2 separate regions of the Homo sapiens genome follow, and region 1 is linked to region 2. A link is an interaction called in ENCODE POLR2A ChIA-PET data of the cell type or tissue named here. Cell type or tissue: IMR-90. All regions are shown on one strand. Each heading gives the region's core, and the rest is flanking DNA. Links, peaks and the distances in the headings are about the cores only. Region 1 holds the start of TCF15 (transcription factor 15). Region 2 overlaps CSNK2A1 (casein kinase 2 alpha 1).

What was found. ChIA-PET counts read pairs that join two places held together with the same protein. Peaks named below come from ENCODE experiments on the same cell type or tissue, not always from the same donor. Only the 100,000 strongest peaks of a DNase experiment are listed, where the experiment ranks them.
Region 1: POLR2A ChIA-PET joins it to region 2 with 14 read pairs; 5 of 35 experiments call an interaction of 5 or more read pairs at or near these places.

What each region holds. Positions count from the first base shown.
Region 1 is chr20:607,350-617,759 of GRCh38, reverse strand. It overlaps TCF15 (transcription factor 15), which reads left to right and starts at 7,451. Exons shown (of 2, transcript NM_004609.4): 1 at 7,451-8,047. The coding sequence starts at 7,523. RefSeq lists enhancers at 862-2,061, 5,543-6,043, 6,044-6,544 and silencers at 7,244-7,353, 7,364-7,533. In IMR-90, for the core only: no CTCF peak of the experiment used is centred there; no DNase peak of the experiment used is centred there; H3K27me3 peaks cover 2,210 bases.
Region 2 is chr20:525,028-535,437 of GRCh38, reverse strand. It overlaps CSNK2A1 (casein kinase 2 alpha 1), which reads left to right. Exons shown (of 14, transcript NM_177559.3): 2 at 7,389-7,505. Among named protein-coding and RNA genes, the nearest start is that of CSNK2A1, 14 kb to the left of the region's middle. RefSeq lists an enhancer at 707-756. In IMR-90, for the core only: no CTCF peak of the experiment used is centred there; a DNase peak (open chromatin) is centred at 6,027; H3K27ac peaks cover 282 bases.

The sequences.
Region 1 (10,410 bases), core at 3,394-5,893, 84 kb before region 2:
ATATTTTCAATGATATTTTTATGTCCCTTAGAAAGTGGGGCTCGGACATATGCCTGTATGTTCCCTCTCTTACCCTGTCTCTTCCTGGTAACCAGCACCCACCTGCTCACTTCCACTTCACTCCTATCAAACATGCTGTCTAGAAAGAATGGATACCCACTCACACTGAGGTAGATGTCAGTGGCAACAGCCCGGAGAAATGTCTGCTAAACTGTATTCTCTATTAGGTGTCTGGTGTTGGGGGCAGGAAGTGAGTCTTTAATCAAGTAAGCCTAAAATAAGCTCAGAAAATGCAGATTGAGACCAGGCACGGTAGCTCATGTTTGTAATCTCAGCACTTTGGGAGGCCAAGGCAGAAGGATTGCTTGAGTCCAGGAATTAGAGACTAGCTTAGGCAACATAGTTGCCTACAAAAAAAAAAATTAAATCTCTACAAAAAAATTAAAAATTAACTGGGTTTGTCACATGCCTGTAGTCCTAGTTATTTGGGAGGCTGAGGTGGGAGGATTGCTTGAGCCTGGGAGGTCGAGGCTGCAGTGAACCATGATTGCATCACTATACTCCAGCCTGGGCAACAGAGTAAGACCTCGTCTCAAAAAAATAAGAAAACAAAATGCAGATTGAAATGAAGCCCAACAAGCTTTTTTGTTGCAGGATTTCTCCGACTCTTTAACATGCTAATGTTGTTGCAGGTCGCTAGGAGGGGGATATAAAATGCAGCTTCTCTGACTTTTTTTAAAAAAAATCATGGAATCCTGAGCATCCGCAAGAACAAGTGTTCCCAGGAATTCACCCTTAAAAATGATGGCTTGGAGGGACCCTGGAGGGACTGAGTTCTAGCATGGTATCAAGGGCATCAGCCCCATACTAGAGGAACCAGATGGGGTCAATGGAGCATTCTCATTAACTGAACATAAAACAAAACCAAACAAAACCTAGCATCTCTATGTAAGGACAGTTTACGTGTTTATTTAACTCACTCATTCGACAGATATTTCTGGATGCGTATTATGTGCGGTGTACTGATCTGGGTCTTGATCTTGCACTCTACGAATTTCTATGGGATGACGCAAGTGGAAAAAAATGCTTTTGGGCCAAATTCTGCTTCCATCACTTGCTGGTTGTGAGAACTTAAGAAAACCCCTTGTGGCCAGGCGCGGTGGCTCATGCCTGTAATCCCAGCACTTTACGAGGCCAAAGAGGGTGGATCACTTGAGGTCAGGAGTTCAAGACCAGCCTGACCAATGTGGTGAAACCCAGTCTCTACTAAAAATACAAAATCAGCCAGGCATGCTGGTGCATGCCTGTAATCCCAGCTACATGGGAAGCTGAGGCAGGAGAATCCTCCTGGGAGGCAGAGGTTGCAGTGAGCTGCGATCGCACCATTGCACTCCAGCCTGGGCAATAATTGTGAAACTCTGTCAAAAAAAAAAAAAAACCCTTGTAAGGATTATATAATGAAAACAGCTAACACACAGCACATACCATGTGCCAGGACTGTTATAAACGCTACATACATTGACTCATTTAATCCTCATAACAACCCTATGAGGCAGGCTTTACTGTGAGCCCTGTTTACAGATGAGGAAACTGAGGCCCAGAAAAGTTTGGTAAATTTCCCAAGATCACACATCTGGTAAGTGGCCTAACTGAGAACTGAAACCAGGCAGTCAGGCTCCCAAATGTGCAAACTTAACCATGTGACATTATTATCTCCAGAGTTAACACCTATGGTATATAACACCTATGGTTAGTTGTTTTCAATAGCCATTCTTCCCTTCTTCCTCACTAACAGAAACCCAGTGTTCAGCTGCACACACGGACACCTACCTGCAAAAGACTATATACTCAGCCTCCTTTTCAGTTAAGTATGGTCAAATGACAAGATCTTGCCAACGGGATGTGAACGGAGTGAGGTTGGTGTTCTACAGATTAAAGCATGCTCTTCCTTCTGCCTCTTTCTCCTTTTTGCCAGTTGGAATGCAGATAGAATGGCTCCTGTGGCCATGTGGCTCTGTAAGAGAACTAGGAAGTGAAAGCTATGTATGGTGCAGTAAAAAGATAGACAGAGCCTGGGTCCCCGGCACCATCTGTTTTAGTTATCTAATGTTGCATAACAAAACACCCTAAACTTACGGGATTACAACATTGATAATTTTTGTGTTTTTAGAGACAAGGTCTTGCTCTGTTGCCCAGGCTGGAGTGCAGTGGTGTGATCATGGCTCACTGCAGCCTCAAACTCCTGGGCTCAAGCGACCCTCCTGCCTCAGCCTCCAGAGTAGCTGGGAACACAGGCATGCACCAGAGCATCCAGCAAATTTCTTTTCCTTTTTTTTCTTTTAGAGACAGGGTCTCACTATGTTACCCAGGCTGGTCTCAAACTCCTGGCCTCAAACGATCCTTTGGCCTCAGCCTTGTGAAGTCCTGGGATTACAGGTGTGAGCCACTGCGCCCAGCCAATAATTATTTATTATCTTTTTTCTTTGTCTTTCTGTATTATCTTTCTTCTTTTTCACAGGTCCTGCAGGTCAGGAATTCAGGATCCACATCCAAGGAGGCTCACTCACTTGGCTGGCAAATTGGTGATGGCTGTAGGCTAGGGACCTTGGTCTCTCTCCACAGACGGCTTGAGTGTCCTCATGGCATGGTGGCTGCTGTCCCCAGAGTAAATGACTCAAGAGAACAAGGCAGGAGCTCAATGCCTTTATGAGCTACATTCAGAAGTCACATACCGTCACTTCTGTCATATTCTTTTGGTCACATGAGTCAAATCTGATTCAATGGGGGAGGGTTCTACACACGCAGATGAATACTAGGAGGCAAGGATCATTGCTGGCAATCTTGGAAGCTGGCGACCACACTGTGGAATGCCAGAGCAGCCCTACCTCCAAAGGCCTTGAATGAGAGAGAAATGCATTTTACTTGTCTCACTGAAGTTAAGGTTGTGAATATACACCTATGAATTCTTGACACAAAGTAAGCCCTCAATAAATGCTAACTGTCATTAGTCTTTTTCTCTAAGCAGGTTGAGGCATAAGACTTTGTCTTATATTCCCCTCTCTACACACAAACATACACACATATACCGCCACCTTCTAGACTGAGGTTTGGTACAAGGTAGGTGTGGGAGGCTGTGTATTAGCCTTTTCATTCATTTGTTCAACAAGTATTCATTATATATATATATACATATATATATACACATATATACATATATATACACATATATACACATATATATACATATATATACATATATATATGTATATATATATATATATATATAGAGAGAGAGAGAGAGAGAGAGAGATGGAGTCTTGCTCTGTCACCCAGGCTGGAGTGCAGTGGCGCGATCTCGGCTCACTGCAACCTCTGCCTCCCAGGTTCAAGCGATTCTCCTGACTCAGCCTCCTGAGTAGCTGGGATTACAGGTACACCACCACGCCTGGCTAATTTTTGTATTTTCACTAGAGACGGGGTTTCTCCATGTTGGCCAGGATGGTCTCAGACTCCTGACCTCAATGATCCACCCGCCTCGGCCACCCAAAGTGCAACAAGTATTCATTATTGCCCACACCGTGATGGAGGCAAGCACAAGGAGATGGAAAACAACCCATATCTCCATCATTGGGAAGTCAGATAATTCCAAGTGCTAGGGTGCATGTGGAGAAAGTGGTCCCTCATGCCCTGCTGCTGGGCATGTAGACTGAGGCAGCCGTCATAGAGTGCAGTAACTGTATGTATTCTCTCCACCCCAGGGATCCTGCCCCCGAGTGTACATCCCAGAGAAATACACACGGGAGTCCATGAGAGTCACACACTGCAAGTCCATCACAGCTTTGCTTGGGGAGGTGGGAACTGGAGGTAGCCAGCATCCATCACTAAAGCGGTGGGAAAAGGAGGCATGGTGGCACACGCACACCGTGCATGCTTAGCAGCAGTGGGAACCAAGGGACTTGAGCTGGACTCAGCACACAGAGCAGTGTCGAGGAAACAAAATAGCCTATGACACAGATCTATTGAAACCACTATTTATATACATTAAAAACCTCCACACACAAATCAACGCCATGCACATTTTATAAAGACACACATATATCCAAAGGCATGCGTCAAAGATATGGGAGTGGGTGCCCTGTTAGGGGAGGGAAATGGAAGTGAGAATCAGGGATGAAGGGAGAAAAGTCAAAATATGGTGTGATGAACACAACAAGACTTTGCAGCAAGGTTGGCAAAAAGTGGCAAAGAGGCCTTCACCATCTGCTACTCTGAACACTGGCAGAGGACTAGGGATGTCTGGTCAGACCCAAAGGGGCAGCATTCCAAGCAGGAAGGACAGCTGGAGCACAGGCTCAGAGTTGTGCACAGCAGGTGCCTCTGAGAAACAAATGCTTTTTGTAGAAGTGAAGGGTGCCCATGGTCAGGGAGGCAGGGACCAGCCTCTACCCTCTCAGCCTGTGACACCTGTCTCCTCTTACCTGGCAGACTCCTACTCAGCCCTCACAGGCCTCTAGGCTGCCTCAGAAGCCATGTGGTTAGGGAAGGAGCAATGGCTTTGGAGTCAGACCAATCTCAGCTCCCACATTGGCCCACCGTGTGACCTCGGGCAAGTCACTTTCCCCTCTTTGAACCTCCGTATCTTCATCTGTAAAATGGGAATAATGACAATACCTACCTCAGAAGGTTGTGTTGGGAAGGAAGTGAGATGAGCAAAATACACAAAGTACCTGCCCCATGGAGCTTATACTCTAGTGGAGGGAGACAGGTGGTAGACAAATAAATATGTAATGTCTCTACTGCTGTATCCGCAGTACCCAGAACTGTGCCTAGCACATAGCAGGTGCTCAGTTAATATTTGTAGAATGAATAAGTGAATGAATGAAAGTCAGTGACAAATGCTATAAAAAGAAATAAAGCAGGATAAGGGGAAAGGGAGAGCTGGGGGTGCTGGCAGGTTGGAGAAGCCATTACTGTTAGTGCTGGTGGTCAGGAAGGGCCTCCCTGAGATAAGATTTGAGTGAAGATTTGAAGGAAATGAGTGAACAAACTATGAGACTATCAGGGGCCAGGGGGGCCAGGAAGAAGTGGGCTCCAGATTTAGTGGGGAGGCCAGTGTGGCTGGAGCAGAGTGAGGGACAGAGAATGGGGGAAGCTGAGGTCCCCTGTGTAGGTGAGCTGAGAATGTGGTAGGAGTCCCCTCCGCACTCCCAGGGACAAGACCTAGAAAAGTCAATGCTGCTCAGCCCTTTCCCAGGCAGTTGGCTGGGGCCAGCCCCTAAAAACAGTAGCACAAACTCCTCTCAGGTACTGAGCACTCCTGTGTGCCAAGCCCAGCTCTACTGGCACAAACTCATGGAACCATCACCAGCCCTGGGAATGGGTACTATTATTATCTCATTTTCAGAGCAGGCAACTGAGACTCTGGGAAGCAGCTAACCTTGGAACCGGAACTGGGTCTCTCTGATACCAGACCCTGGCTTGCTCCTACCACATTGTCTTGAAATCCTTTGTTTACAGCTCGCCTTCCCCTCTCGGCTGCAGAAGGCCTGTCTCAGTCTCATTCATGGTTTTCTTCTACTCCCAGGGTCCCAAGTGTCAAAATATGCCTAAGGAGCAAATAAATGAATGAGCCTACAAGGCAAGCCCCTCTTCGCCTTCCGGGCCCAGTTCACGCCTTGGTTGGCATCTCCAGTTGGAGGTGGAATTGGGAGGGGGCTGGACAGAGGAATTTCAAGCTGCCTGAGGGTCAGAAGCAGAGAGGAGGGGGAGAAGGGGGAGAAAGCGAAAGTGAAGTGAGCTGGGAGCCCCTGTGAGGAGGCGCAGACAGGGAAGGAAATCTCCCGGTAATAATTCATCGGCTCAGGAAGCAGCAGCCTGGTCTGGGGCTGTGTGTGGGACCAGCCCTGCGGGGAGGGGGCCCATGCTGGCTGTTTCCCTCCTCCCCAAAGCCCAGCCTGGCTGGGGTCACGGTCAAATGCTGGCGGTGGGGGGATCCAGGTGTGGGAACAGACTCTCCCGCAGACCCTGGGTCCTAAGGGGCTCCTCCCCCGGCAGTCATGGGAAATCCCTCGCTCCCTCTTCTTCCCCTAATTCTGGCCTGGATCAGGGAAGCCAGGAAAGCACAGCATGGCAGAGCTGCAGGCATCGTCAGGAAAACAGACGCCCAGAGGAGCCAAAATGCACCTAGAAGCCTTTCAACTCCACTCCCTGCGCTCTGTCTGCTACACCGGCTGCCACTCGGGCTTATTTTCAAGGCCAAGTGGATGCTGGTTTAGCTAGTGCCTGGAGAGAGCTGAGCAGCAGGCACGAGTGAGATCGAGACCCCGGCAACCACCTTTGGCTCAGCAATTCTCTGAAGAGGACACGTCAGGCTGAACAATCTAAGGTTTCTAGAAGGCAAGCAGGCATTGAGGAAAGATAGCCCGTGTGTGTGTGATGGGATGGTGGTGGTAGGATTCCAAGAGGTAGTGAAACCGGACAGGCTGGAGCTAGCGCCGCCACTCCCACCTGTACGACTGAAGGCCGGAGCTCTCTGACCTGTAACTCAGGGCTGCCATCCTGCAGCCTCAGCTGGGCGCAATAGAGTATATAGCACCGAGTCTGGTACACAGTAGTTCCTTAACCAAAACGTCAGTTCCGTGAGGGTGAAGAATTTATTTTGTTAATGGCTGTATCCTCAGACCTAAAACCATGTCTGACACATAGTAGGGACCCAACGAATATTTGTTGAAAAAACGAACGAACTACTGGTGTTTGTGTATTGTGGTTTTGTTTTGCTTTTTTTTTTCTTCTTCTTTTTAAGTTTGTCTTCAGGGACAAGACACTGTCGAATCCTCATTTGGAAAGATTATAGCTTTTCTCCAAGTGTTCTCCACGGACACCACCACTATCACCAATGGCTTGTTACAAAATGTAGGTTCCTGGGCCCGTTCCAGAACTGCTCAATCAGAATGGGAGCAATTTGGGACTCTGTAATAGCAAAAGCCCCTTCCCCAGTTCTTACGCACGTGAAAGCTGCAGAACTACAGGATTAGAATTGGAGGGCAGGCAGACACTAGCTGTTTCTCTGCAATCTGAACGTTCCGAACGAGGAAACTGAGGCCCAGAGAGGAGAAAGGGATCTGCCCGCGTCTCCCAGGTGGTCCAGGCTGGAGACAAAAAGTTCGGATCTGGGCCCACCCCGGCCGACCCTCCCAGACCTCCAGCATCTGCCGGGCTAGCCAGCCGGGAACGGGGGCCTTCGGGGTGGGCCGCCGGCTCCCGGGCCGCTTTCAACCTGGGGGACGGAGGCGGTGGGAGCGTCGCCATTGGCCAGGGCGCGGCGGACGCCTCCCCATTGGCCGGGCGGACGCCTCCCCATTGGCCGGGCGGAGCCCTCCGCCCCCGGCCGGGGCGGCCTTGCCATTGGCCCCTCCCTCGCCTATAAGGCGGGGGCCGGCGGGGCCGTGGGAGCGCGCGGGAGCGCACGGCGGGGCGCGGCCGACGCTGGGACGCGGCGCACGGAGGGACGCGGCCGGCGCCCATGGCGTTCGCGCTGCTGCGGCCCGTCGGCGCGCACGTGCTGTACCCGGACGTGCGGCTGCTGAGCGAGGACGAGGAGAACCGCAGCGAGAGCGACGCGTCGGACCAGTCGTTCGGCTGCTGCGAGGGCCCGGAGGCGGCGCGGCGCGGCCCGGGCCCCGGGGGCGGGCGGCGGGCGGGCGGCGGCGGCGGCGCGGGCCCCGTGGTGGTGGTGCGACAGCGGCAGGCGGCCAACGCGCGGGAGCGGGACCGCACTCAGAGCGTGAACACGGCCTTCACGGCGCTGCGCACGCTCATCCCCACCGAGCCGGTGGACCGCAAGCTGTCCAAGATCGAGACCGTGCGCCTGGCGTCCAGCTACATCGCGCACCTGGCCAACGTGCTGCTGCTGGGCGACTCGGCCGACGACGGGCAGCCGTGCTTCCGTGCCGCGGGCAGTGCCAAGGGCGCCGTCCCCGCCGCCGCCGACGGCGGCCGCCAGCCGCGCTCCATCTGCACCTTCTGCCTCAGCAACCAGCGCAAGGGGGTGAGTGTGCTGCGTCCCTCGCTGCGGCCGCCAGGTCGGGGTAGGCGGGGGGCAGCGCCTCTGCGGGAACCGGAGAGGTGCAGGGGTCCCCAACGAGGCCAGGGGGAAGCGACGTGGAATTCGTGCTGGGTGCGGCACCCCAAGCCCAGAACCACTGACTTAATGCCCAGGCCCCCAAACAGAAGGATGCGGGAAAACCCAGAGTTCGGGTCTGATTTAACTGCTCAGTGTGGGATATCCCCTCCAACGAAAGGTGTGCTGGAACTTCCTTCCTGCTGGGAAGACGGCATGAGGACTGAGTAACAAAGACCCATCTTTTATGGAGTCTTCCTCTGTGCCGATGCGCTCCACATCCACTTTTTTGCCTTCACAAGAATCCCTTCAGGCAGGTAGTTTTTCTGCCCATTTTATCCTGATGAGGATCTGAGCATCAGAGATGGGATCACCTGCCCACATTTACTCAGCTGGGAAGCCGGGGCGCTGGCCCTGGGCTTGCCCGGTGTGTGTTGCCCCCACCTTGAAATAATTGTCCCCTGTCCTAAGATCTAACCCAAGAGCAGGAGACTGAGAAGAAAGGAGGCCACAAACCGCCAACCGAGAGCCTGAGGTACCCAGCGGATGAGCAGTAGGAGTGAAGAAGGGGCCCTCTGAGAGTCCCCAGCCCCCAAAAGGACGTGGTGTTGGGAGAGGGCACTCTTGGGTCAGCTGGAGGGAGCTGGTGTGCAGCTCCTGCAATGTGTCCTGGGCAAGAAAGTGGATCAGGCTGGTAGGGGTGGGCGGGGGCTGTGTGGCAGCAGAGGTGGCCTCTTGGCTGAAACCTTGCCCAGGCTCCAAGGAACCTGCTTCATCCCCCGACCGTGTGCCTTTCTGGCCTGGGCTTTTCCTACAGTAAAGAAGCCTGTCTAACAACTTGTATTCCAGCAGCTACCATTTACATCCGGGGAAACTGAGGCTGAGAGAGTACTGACTTTTGGTGGCCAAGTGGAAGGGCATGGGGAATTGGAGTTAGGCCCCTGACTCCCTGCTGTTTGGTTCTCACAGCTGCCGTTGGTCCCTTGCTCCACCCTGTTCTGCGGAGGCCTCTGCATCTTGGCCTGAGACCACCCTCTGTCTGGCTCATCAGATATCCAGCCTGGTTGCTCAACACTTGGCTGCCTCAGTTGCCCTGAATCGTCGGTCTTCTTAGCCTCAGGCTTGTGCCCTCTCCAGGGTCCCTGCTGCTCCCAGCTGTGGGCCCCTGTCAGTGCCCCAGGCTGGGCTGAGAAGCCAGGAGTGGGCCTTTAAGGCTTCCTGGGATGGGAGGGCCTGAAGGGGCTCTCAGGGATACTCCCTGACTGCCTTTCACCCATTCATTCCAGTTAGCAACCCTTAGCTACCCAACAGCTGCCTTCTGTTGGCTCTGAGAACCCCAGAGAAGCAGGTTGTAGGTCCCCACCCTTCCACCAGTCAGGACCTGACAGTACAGCCCCAGGGTCAGGGCAGGGAGATGAAGATGAGGATGCTGTGGTCTGATGGTGGGGGAGGGGAAGCACAAAGGGATTCTCAGAGCCCAGAGAAAGCCTCCAACCCAGGGTGAGTGCTGACAGGGTTTCTGTGTCTCATTTCTGAAGGATGCTTTAGAACAGGGGCAGGCCGATGAAGGGGTAGGAAAGGGTGTTCTAGGATTGGGGCATACAGCAAGAGCTCAGGCCTAGAGAAGGAAGAGGGAAGAGGTTAAAAGTGGCAGGAGTGCAGAGGGGGAGCACAATGGCCAATAACAGCAGTGACAGCAGCCTTCATGAGCACTGATCTGTGCTAAGCGCTCTTTATGATTTATCATTAAAATCCTGCAACAGCCAGGAATGAGGCGCTGTGGTTATCCCCACTTGCTTAGAGGTGCTGCCAGTGGCGCAGAGACACACAGTCAGTGATGGAACCAGGATTCAAACTCAGGCCTGCCTGGTTGGGACGTGGGATAGGTTACAGAGGGAAGTCCCTGTAACTGTCATGTGTCCACCCCCATAGCAAGCAGGCTGGGGGACTTCTCTGCAGGTCTCAGGCCTGTCCCACAGCTCACAGGGGCCTCCCCTGGGCCTGGCCGCTTCCCTGGGATCTGTCTATGGGACCAAGAACTCAGCCAAATTTGGCTGTAGAAACCATGCTCTCAACCCCACGGTCTCCTCTGGGAATAGGCGAGAGGGGCAATCCTGGCCAGCTATGGCCCCTTGAAGACTCTGCTGGAAGAAAACTGGCTGGCTTGGGGAGCTCTTGCTCCCTTCTGAGCTTTGTGGGCCAGAAGAGCTTTAAGACCCAAGACCCCGTTCCTTTACCCTGAGCCACCACCTCCCTCCCATCCTGGCCAGTCTGGAGTTGGGGTTGCCGTG
Region 2 (10,410 bases), core at 4,765-7,264:
CAAATGGCCATCTGCTTTGGAGTTGTCTACCTTTTGTGAAAAAATGAAAATAGACTATTGCCTAGCAATTAAGTATTCAAGCATGTATTTTGCCACATAATTTATTGTGAGAAGGTTATCAATGTCAAATAAAATGCTTTCATTATTTGCTTCTATTTGTCTGTCTTCCTGACCAGTTCATTTTTCCTTCCAGTGAAGCCATCTTGAGCTAGGGTTTTCTTTGTGGGTAGTTGTTAATTTTTTTTGTAGAGACAAGGTCTCACCATGTTGCCCAGGCTGGTCTCAAACTCCTGGGCTCAAGCAGTCCTCTTAACTCAGCCTCCCAAAGTGCTGAGATTACACTCATGAGCCACCACACTGGTCCGAAGAAATTTTTTTTTTTTTTTTTTTTTTTTTTTTTTTTGGGAGATAGCATCTCACTCTGTTGCCAGGCTGGAGTGCAGTGGCACGACCTTGGCTCACTGCAACCTCCACCTCCCGGGTTCAAGCAATTCTCCTGCCTCAGCCTCCCAAGTAGCTGGGACTACAGGCGCACGCTGCCACGCCTGGCTTTTTTTTTTTTTTGTATTTTAGTAGAGATGGGGTTTCACTGTGTTTCCCAGGCTGGTCTCTAACACCTGAGCTCAGGCAATCCACCCATCTCGGCCTCCCAAAGTGCTGGGATTGCAGGTGTGAGCCACTGCACCCAGCCTGGTCTGAAGAATTTTTAAACACCACAGCTAAGGACCTGAGCATTCATCTGCAGCTACCTATATGCTCTTGTTACATACAGTTGTTATACTAGGGGGTTTTTCACAGCCATCTTTTATGACTGTTTTTGGAAAACATCACATTGACCTTCATACATATTCAAAACTTTAGGCTTTGTTGCATCTGGAGTCCAACACTGAGGCCCACAGATGTCACCAGCCCCCAGCCAGCAAGGTGGGGCATGTCTCAGTTGTCTTCCTTTCTCCCTTCAGTAGCCACACAGAAAAGCTTTTCCATCATTTAAAATCTGATTTTTATACAATTGTGGCCTGGTGGCCAGCCCATTCAGGTAAAAGAATAATGAAGAAACCTGATTATTGAAACTCAGTATCCCACCCCTACCTTGCCTCCAAATTTAAAGCAGTTCATTTTATTATAGTGTTTTGGATAGGCTGTTAATAAATCAGTTTGGAGAACTAAGGAAATAGTATTAAATTTAGTGAAAAGAACCTATTTAGGCTTTGGATCCTAAACAGATCTGGCTTCCACCACTTAGTAATCCTGTTGTTTTTGGCAGATTATTTAACCTCTGAATCTGTTTATTTCTAAAATCAGAATATGCATCTGATACTGTGCCTGGTTTGTAAGAGGCATTCAAATGGTAACAGTAGTTATTACATTCATAAGTGCTGAATTTTTCTTTAGATTACTGTATATCCCAAATGAAGTTTTCCATCTTTTGGTTCCAGAGGGTAATAGCCAGTGGAGTAAAGTTTCACATTGTGACTTTATTTTGCTTATATGGCGTGGTAAAAAGGTGTATAGATGATGACTATATTGTAAGAGACAGTACTGGAATTCCGATTTCTCTTAGGTGTTTGGGGTAGAACTATTAATCCAAATCAAACTGCTTGGATTTTCTTCTAATACCTCCCTTCATTGGGAGACCTCACACTGTTGCTATGTCATTTATGTCACATTGACACTCAGATCCCTTTTCTGGGTTGAAGGTGGAGAAATGTAATTCACACAAAAGGCCCAAATGCTAATGTTTTCTGTTTTACTGTACTTCCTGGTTTGTTTTATGGAAGTAATACTTCCGTGTATTGGTTTAATTTTTTTGTATGTATGTATGTATTTATTTTGAGACAGCGTCTCGCTCTGTCACCCAGGCTGGAGTGCAGTGACATGATCTCGGCTCATTGCAACCTCTGCCTCCTGGGTTCAAGTGATGCTTCTGCCTCAGCCTCCCAAGTAGCTGGGACTACAGGTGTGTGCCACCACACCTGGCCTATGTGCATTGTTTTTAAAAACAAACATGTTGTATGTTTTGTATGTAGGAATAAAAGCAGAAGGCCCCTAGGGGCATGTTAGGATTTATAATCTCCTAAAGTTAAATATTCTGCAAGTTTACACAAGCAGTAACTTCATGAATTACTAAGTATTACTGAGAGTATTTATGTTCCAAATTCGAAGCCTTAATCAAACCAGAAAAAAACATATTCTGTTGGGTTTGAACAGGTAGTTTTCTTATTCATTGTATACTTAGAACCTTGGGACTTAAAGGTCAGAGAGTCAAGGGAACTGCCAAGGAGTTAGTTGCTAGATATTTTTTTGTTTTTTTGAGCTGTATATATTTCCCCACTTGAAAAAACAAAAACACTACTACTTATATGGCATTAGTATGATAGGTGAGAGAGAATGTTGTTGGCCATGGTTACCACCTTAAATTGACATGGGAAAAGAGAATCAATATGAAGTGGAGGAAAAAAAACAATAACTTCATTTAATCATACATTTTTACCGTTAACCTGTTTTCTTTTGGCTTATCCTTCTGAGCTAGGGTAAGGAGGCTTGTTTTGTCTTTGTTGTTTTTGTTTTTTTGTGTCAGTGACCTCCAAATAGATGATCTTCCAGACGAAATGGTTGCCTGTTAGTACATCTGGTCTATACTTGAAAGCTGCAAAAGGTGATTGCGTATCTCTTGAAATAAGAGGAATTGTGAAATAGTTTTCTCAACCTGCTGCATGGATTTTGACTATTCAGGTCGTGATCTCCACAAGTTATTTAAACTAGAATTTCTCAACCAGTGTATTGTGTTAGGGTGCGTTACAGATGTGTTGAGATACTGGTCCCCTCACACCTCTGGCCATTCATGCAGAATATAGTTTGGATACAGCATCCAAACTAATGACCTCAGATCCAGAGCAGTCTTGATCATTTACCCCATTGTGCCATACAAATATTATTTTCTGTCTTGACTGTAAAAAAGACTGGGAGCAGTGGCTCACACCTGTAATCCCAGCACTTTGGGAGGCCGAGGCGGGCAGATCACAAGATCAGGAGTTCAAGACCATCCTGGCCAACATGGTGAAACCCTGTCTCTACTAAAATACAAAAAAAAAAAAAAAAAAAAATTAGCCGGGCATGGTGGCGCTTGCCTGTAGTCCAGATACTCAGGAGGCTGAGGCGGGGGAATCGCTTGAACCCAGGAGGCGGAGGTTGCAGTAAGCCGAGAGCGTGCCACTGCACTCCAGGCCTGGCGACAGAGCGAGACTCCATCTCAAAAAAAAAAAAAGTTAAAAGTTTAGAAAAACTGGGAGCACTAATTTAGAAAGCTCAGTAATTGGATATCTGAACAGTTTTAAGATTCAAGGGGGTAAACAATCTGAAAATAATCTTGGTTTTAAGTTTTTAAAGCCATTTTAAGGTACCTCTCTGACCCACAAGTAATTCTCTTTGGACACATGATTCAAAGGATATGCTTTAAAATACAAGACTGTGAACAATTTAAGGTTGGACAGTAGTGAAGAAATTCAAGTTCTTATTTTCTAAGCAGTAATGTGAGGCAGAAGTAAAGTTCCCTTTTGTAAAACTGTTATCTCTACCTGACTAACTCTGAATGCTACTGTATCTTTTCTGAGGCTGACATTTTGTTAATCATTCATCAAGCTTGGGTCTCATACTCTGAAGCCTAGGATACATTGTCTTCTTGTCTTCCTTCAGGAAAGAATGGCATATACTTAGTTTGAGCAGTTTAATTTTTTAATATTTATGTAAATCACCAAGTTAGCCTTCTTAGATGAGTTTCTGTTTGTCTAACTCAGGAATTATTAATTTTGCTGGAGTTTACAGATTTCCTGAGCCTGTAATAATTTTTTTCTTCAAAAAAAAATGTACATGTACATGCTGCTTTATATACATTTACCAGAGAGTTCATGGCCACTGATCTCATTGTTGAGCTGCATTTTCAGTTCCAAAATTTGTGTAGTCTAAATAAGAGTTCCCCCATCTTATTATTTGTAAATTTATATATTTAGTATAAACCAGGGATTGATTGCTCAAATGCCTTCAGGAGTCGAGTCAATAAGGTAAATGAAGAGTTGTCCAGGTTTACGTGTGGTATCTCCATTGGGTGTCTGTTAAAAGAGCCAGTTGTTGGACAGTCACAGCTTAGCATATCCAGCAGGTTTTTGTCAGTGCAGGAATGAAGAGTCATTGTTACCAGACAGACAGACCTACCTGCCCTCCCTCCTGCTTTATTTCTTTTAAGAAATAGAAAGTTAAATTTTTTTTTAATTTTGGTAACTGTCACTTTGAAAAATATTAATTGTGAAAAATTTTAATACATAATTCACCTTAATACCTTTTCTTTTGTTTTTTGAGACGGAATTTCACTCTTTTCACCCAGGCTGGAGTGCAATGGCGCGATCTCAGCTCACTGTAACCTCTGCCTCCCAGGTTCAAGTGATTCTCCTGTCTCAGGCTCCCAAGTAGCTGAGATTACAGGTGCCCACCACCACACCTGGCTAATTTTGTATTTTTAGTACAAATGGGGTTTCATCATGTTGGCCAAGGCTGTCATGAACTCCTGACCTCAGGTAATCCGCCTGCCTCAGCCTCCCAAACTGGTGGGGTTACAGGTGTGAGCCACTATGCCTGGCCCCTGATTTACTTTTTAAAAACAGTGTGAAGGCTGGGCACTGTGGCTCATACTGTAGTCCCAACACTTTGGAAGGCTAAGATGGGATGATCGCTTGAATCCAGGAGTTCGAGACCAGCCTGGGCAACATGGCGAAACCCTGTCTCTACTAAAAATGCAGAAAATTAACTGGGCGTGGTGGCGCACACCCATAGTCCCAGCTACTTGGAAGACTGAGGTAGGAGGATCACTTGAGCTCAGGAGTGTGAGGCTGCAGTGAAGTGAACTATGATCATGCCATTGCACTCCAGCCTGGGTGACAGAGCAAGGTCCTGACTCTAAAAAAAAAAAAAAAAAGGAAAAAAAGTGAAAAACTTGTACACATATGCACCTAGCGACATTATTTCATAGTAGCCAAAAAGTGGAGACAGTCCAAATATCTGTCAGTGAATGGACAACCAGAATGTGATGTATTTATACAGTGAATTCAGCTGTAAAAGGAAATGAATTACTGATACTTGCAACAACGTGGATAAACTTGTAGACATTTTGCTAAGTGGAAGAGGCCACATATTGCATGATTCCATTTATGTGAAATGTCCATAATAGGCAAATACATGAAGACAGAAAGCAGATTATTGGTTGCCAGAGGATTGTAGGAAGAGGCTATTGGGAGTTAATCCTCTGAGGTACTGGGTTTCTTTTTGGGGCGATGAAGTGTTCTGGAATCAGATAGTGGTGATGGTTCCACAGCATTGTGAATATACGAAAACACACCATTTTAGGGTACTGATTGTACCCTAAAATGATGAGTTTTATGTTACATGGATTTTATCTCAATTTTTAAAAGTAATATGTGAGCCAAATAGGAGATATACACACAGAGTAGTCCTGTTCCCAGCCATCTGTGGGAAATATATTCCAAGATCCCCAGTGGATGCCTGAAACCACAGATAATACCAAACCTGATTATCATCAGTTGGAACACAGTTTTCTGTTGATGTCTTCTACCCACAAATTTAATGCCTTTTCCATTTTAACTAAGCATTTATCACATACTGCGGTCATAACTTTTGCAGTTTGAGGTACAACAGCAAAACAAATGTGAATTTATTTTTCCCTCTTCACATTATCACTGATAGAAGATTTGTTCTTACCATAGATCTTAGCAATTTCCACATATGATTTTTTTTTCCATATTAAGTCAAGAACTTTTACCTTTTTACTTAAAGGAAGCACTTTACAGCTTCACATTGGCATTTCCAGATTCTCAGCATCGCTACTCTTGCACTTTGGGGCATTTCTTAAGTAAAATAAGGGTAACTTGAAGACAAGCACTGCAATACTGCAACATTCAAGTAACCAAGAAGGCTACCAAGTGACTAATGAGCAGGTGGCATATACAGCTGGACAAAGGGATGATTCACATCCAGGGCTGGATGGTACTAGATGGTGCAAGATTTCATCACATTACTCAGAACCATGTACAATTTAAAACATGGCTGGGTGCAATGGCTCATGCCTGTAATCCCAGCACTTTGGGAGGGTAAGGCGGGAGGATTGCTTGAGCCCAGGAGTTCAAGACTAGCCCGGGCAACATAGTGAGAAACCTTCTTTACAAAAAAAAAAAAAAAATAGCCAGGAGTGGTGGTGCATGCCCGTGGTCCCAGCTACAAGGGAGGCTGAGATGGGAGGTAGAGGCTGCTACAGTGAGCTACGGTTGCACCACTGCACTCCAGCCTGGGTGACTGAGTGAATCCTCGTCTCTAAAAACAAACATGGAAAATAAAACTTATGACTTATTTATTTCTGGAATTTTCCATTTAATATTTTCAGACTGCAGTTGACTGCGGGTAACTGAAACCATGGGTATGGGGGTTGGCTGTGTTTGTGGTCACCAGTTTACAGTCCCTTGCTGTAGAACAGAAGAATAGGCTGTGAATCTAGACGAATGTTTTCCAATCACTACCTCTGACATTGGGAAGGTTATGCAGTTTTGCCTTCTGTAAAATGAGAAAGACATTACTTAGGTCATGGACTTGCTGGTTTAACAGTGATAAATCTGGCTGGGCATGGTGGCTCATGCCTATAATCCCAGCACGTTGGGAGGCCAAGGTAGGAGGATTGCTTGAGCTTAGGACTTCCAGACCAGCCTGGGTAACATAACAAGACCTCAGAACAAAAACAAAAGACATCTCAGAAAAAAAAACAAAAGAAAGAAAGAAAAAAAAGAAAAAATTTAATTAGCAGGGGACAGTAGTGTATGCCTATGGTCCCAGCTACTAAGGAAGCTGAAGGAGGAGGATTGCTTGAGCCTGGGAGGTCAAGGCTGCAGTCACCCACCCTGGGTGACAGAGCAAGACCCTGTTACACACACAAAAATGATAAATCCCAAGAATCAGTGACTGACATAGGCATTCACATAATATCTTCAGAATTGAAAGGCAACCAGTTTTTACTGCCCTTACTTCCAGCCTATTCTATTTTTGTCAGTTTTAGGACAACCTACCTTATTAGCTGTTGGTTATTGATCACCTGCGGAGATGATGGTTGTCTGCTATGTAACCTGCCACCATGGCAGTAAAGAAGGGAGTGGGGGAAGGGTGATAATCCTTATATTCTGCAGTTTTCTCACTTTAATCAGGTAGGTTAAATAACATATCCAACATCAGATGTAGGTTGTAGTGGTTCTAGTGTACTTATTCTTTCTGCAACCTTATGATGTCTTTTAAATCCAAGATCCTTTCAGTAACGGAGTACTGAACTGTTTTTGTAGCTCTATCAAGGCTTGTCAAGCAGTGTGCTCATCACATGGTAAATCATGCAGCGTGGAACCTCATAAAATCTCCAAGAAACATCATTCACCCATACTGACTAGTTTCACATCTCTTTGGTAAGTGATAGTAGGAAACCTTTTTCCCCTGGTTTAAAAAGGATGGATGCAATAACATTTATAGGTAAGACTGAGGAGCATTTTAAAAACCACAGGCCGGGCACAGTGGCTCATGCCTGTAACCCTAGCACTTTGGGAGGCTGAAACAGTTGGATCACCTGAGGTCAGGAGTTTGAGACCAGCCTGGGCAGTGTGGTGAAACACGGGGCATCCACCAAGAGAAATAAATCAAAGTCCAAGTACTTGAATTCATAATCTGAGGAGAGAGGTGTATGTAAACAAAACACATTCAGTGTGACAATGTCAGAGAGTATATGGGGTTGCTTTGGCCCTGTAGAAGAGGTACTTGGCCTGTTTTGGAGAAAGATGGGAATGCTTCATAGTGTGCTTCATAGTGGATGTAAAGTTTGCTGATTCTTGAAGGGTGAGTAGGATTTCCCCTAGCAAGCACTATTGGAAGGCATAATCAATGTATAAAAGCACAGAGACCTGGAGAGGAGTGGGAAGCAAGTTCAGTCAGTTTAAACAAATGTTTTGAAAATGTTAATCTGTGCAGTTCAAAGACATTAGAATAGAACAGGTTGAAACAATACTGATTGAATTTATTGGTTATGGGACTATTTATGGTTTTCATTTTTTGTGTCAGTTTTTGTTTTTTCTCCCTGAGAATCAGACTGGGATCTTGTATCAGTTTTGATAAATTATTTTTCTTCTGGGAATTTCAAGTTTGTGGGCACAAAGTTGTTCGTGATATTGTCTTATCTTTTTACCATCTGTAGGATCTGTAGTGATGTATCATTTCCATTCTTGATACTGGACATTTACCCTAATTCATCCCTCACTCCCTCATTTCCATTCTTGATATTGGACATTTACCCTAATATTCATTCTCTCTCTCTCTCTCTCTCTCTCTCTCTCTCTCTCTCTCTCTGTCTGTCTCTCTCTCTTTCTCTCTCTCTCTCTCATTCTTTCTTTCTTTTTTTGAGACAGAGTCTCACTGTCGCCAGGCTGGAGTGCAGTGGCATGATCTCAGCTCACTGCAACCTCTGCCGCCTCCCGGGTTCAAGCGATTCTCCTGCCTTATCCTCCTGCTGGGACTACAGGCGTGTGGCACCACACCCAGCTAATTTTTTATATTTTTAGTAGAGATGGGGTTTCACCATATTGGCCAGACTGGTCTCGAGCTCCTGACCTTGTGATCCGCCTGCTTCAGCCTCCCAAAGTGCTGGGATTACAGGTATGAGCCATCACACCTGGCCCTTCTTTTTTTTTTTCTTAAATCAAGCACACTTACATTTTTAATTTCTTCCCCCCCACCTGCAGAGGCAGGGTCTTTCTCTGTCGCCCTGGCTAGAGTGCAGTGACATGATCATAGCTCACTGCAGCCTCAAACTCCTGGGCTCAAGTGATCTTCCTGCCTTAGCCTCCTGAGTAGCTGGGACTCAGCTAATTTTTTCCATTGTTTTTATTATTAAAAACAATTTTTTTGAGATGGAGTCTCACTGTATTGCCCAGGCTGGTCTCAAACTCCTGGGCTCAAGCAGTCTTCCCGCTTCAGCCTTCCTAAGTATTGGGATTACAGTCATGAGCCACCATGCCTGGCCTAATTTTTAAATTATTTTTGTAGAGATTGGGGGTTGCACTCTGTTGCCCAGGCTGATCTCAAACTCCTGGACTCAGACAATCCTTTGCCTTGGCCTTTCAAAGTGTTGGGATTACAGGCATGAGCCACGGGCTCAGCACGAGCATTTTTAAAGACTCAATTGGTATTGTGGATCCTCTTTGTTTCATATTTCTTTGATTGCTGCTTTTCCCGTTTTTTTCCTTCTAGTTTCTCTGGGCTTCTGTTTTCAAATTTATTGAGATATGTGTAAGTTCTTAATTTTTAGTTTGCTTTTCTAAGTTCAAGTTTATGAATTTTTATTTTCGAATCAGGGCCTTGCTATGTCGCCCAGGCTAGAGTGCAGTGGCATAATCACAGCTCACTGCAGCCTCCACCTCCTAGGCTCAAGTGTTCCTCCCATCTCAGACTCCTGAATAGTTGGACCACAGGTGCATGCCACCACACCTGGCTTTTTTTTTTTTTTTTTTTTTTTAATAGTTTTAAGTTAAAAAAATAGAGACAGGGTCTCACTATGTTGCCTAGGCTGGTCTCCAAACTCCTGAGCTCAAGCAATCCTCACACCTTGGCCTCAGCCTCCCAAAGTGTTGGGATTACAGGCATTAGCCACTGTGCACAGCCTAATTATTATTATTTTTTTTTTCTTTTTTTTTTTTTTTTTGAGATGGAGTCTCGCTCTGTCGCCCAGGCTGGAGTGCAGTGGCACGATCTCGGCTCACTGCAAGCTCTGCCTCCCGGGTTCACGCCATTCTCTTGCCTCAGCCTCCTGAGTAGCTGGGATTACAGGCGCCCGCCACCATGCCCAGCTAATTTTTGTATTTTTAGTAGAGACGGGGTTTCACCATGTTAGCCAGGGTGGTCTCGATCTTCTGACCTCGTGATCCGCCCGCCTCAGCCTCCCACAGTGCTGGGATTACAGGCGTGAGCCACTGCGCCCAGCCGATTTTTAAAATTTTTATTTTTATAGAGGCGAGGTCTCGCCATGTTGCCCAGGCTGGTCTCGAACTCCTAGATTCAAGTAATCCACTCACCTCAGCCTCCCAAAGTGCTGGGATTACAGGCATGAGCAACCACACCTGGCCTAAGTTTATAAATTTCTAAGTCCTGCTTTAATTGTATCCCACGTTTTGAAATATCGTATTTTTATGAACAAACTCTCTATAGCCTATGTTTTTTTTTATTTAAAATTTATTGATTGATTGATTTTGAGGCAGAGTGTCTGTCAGCCAGGTTGGAGTGCAACACTGTGATCATAGCTCACTGAAGCCTCAAACTCCTAGGTTC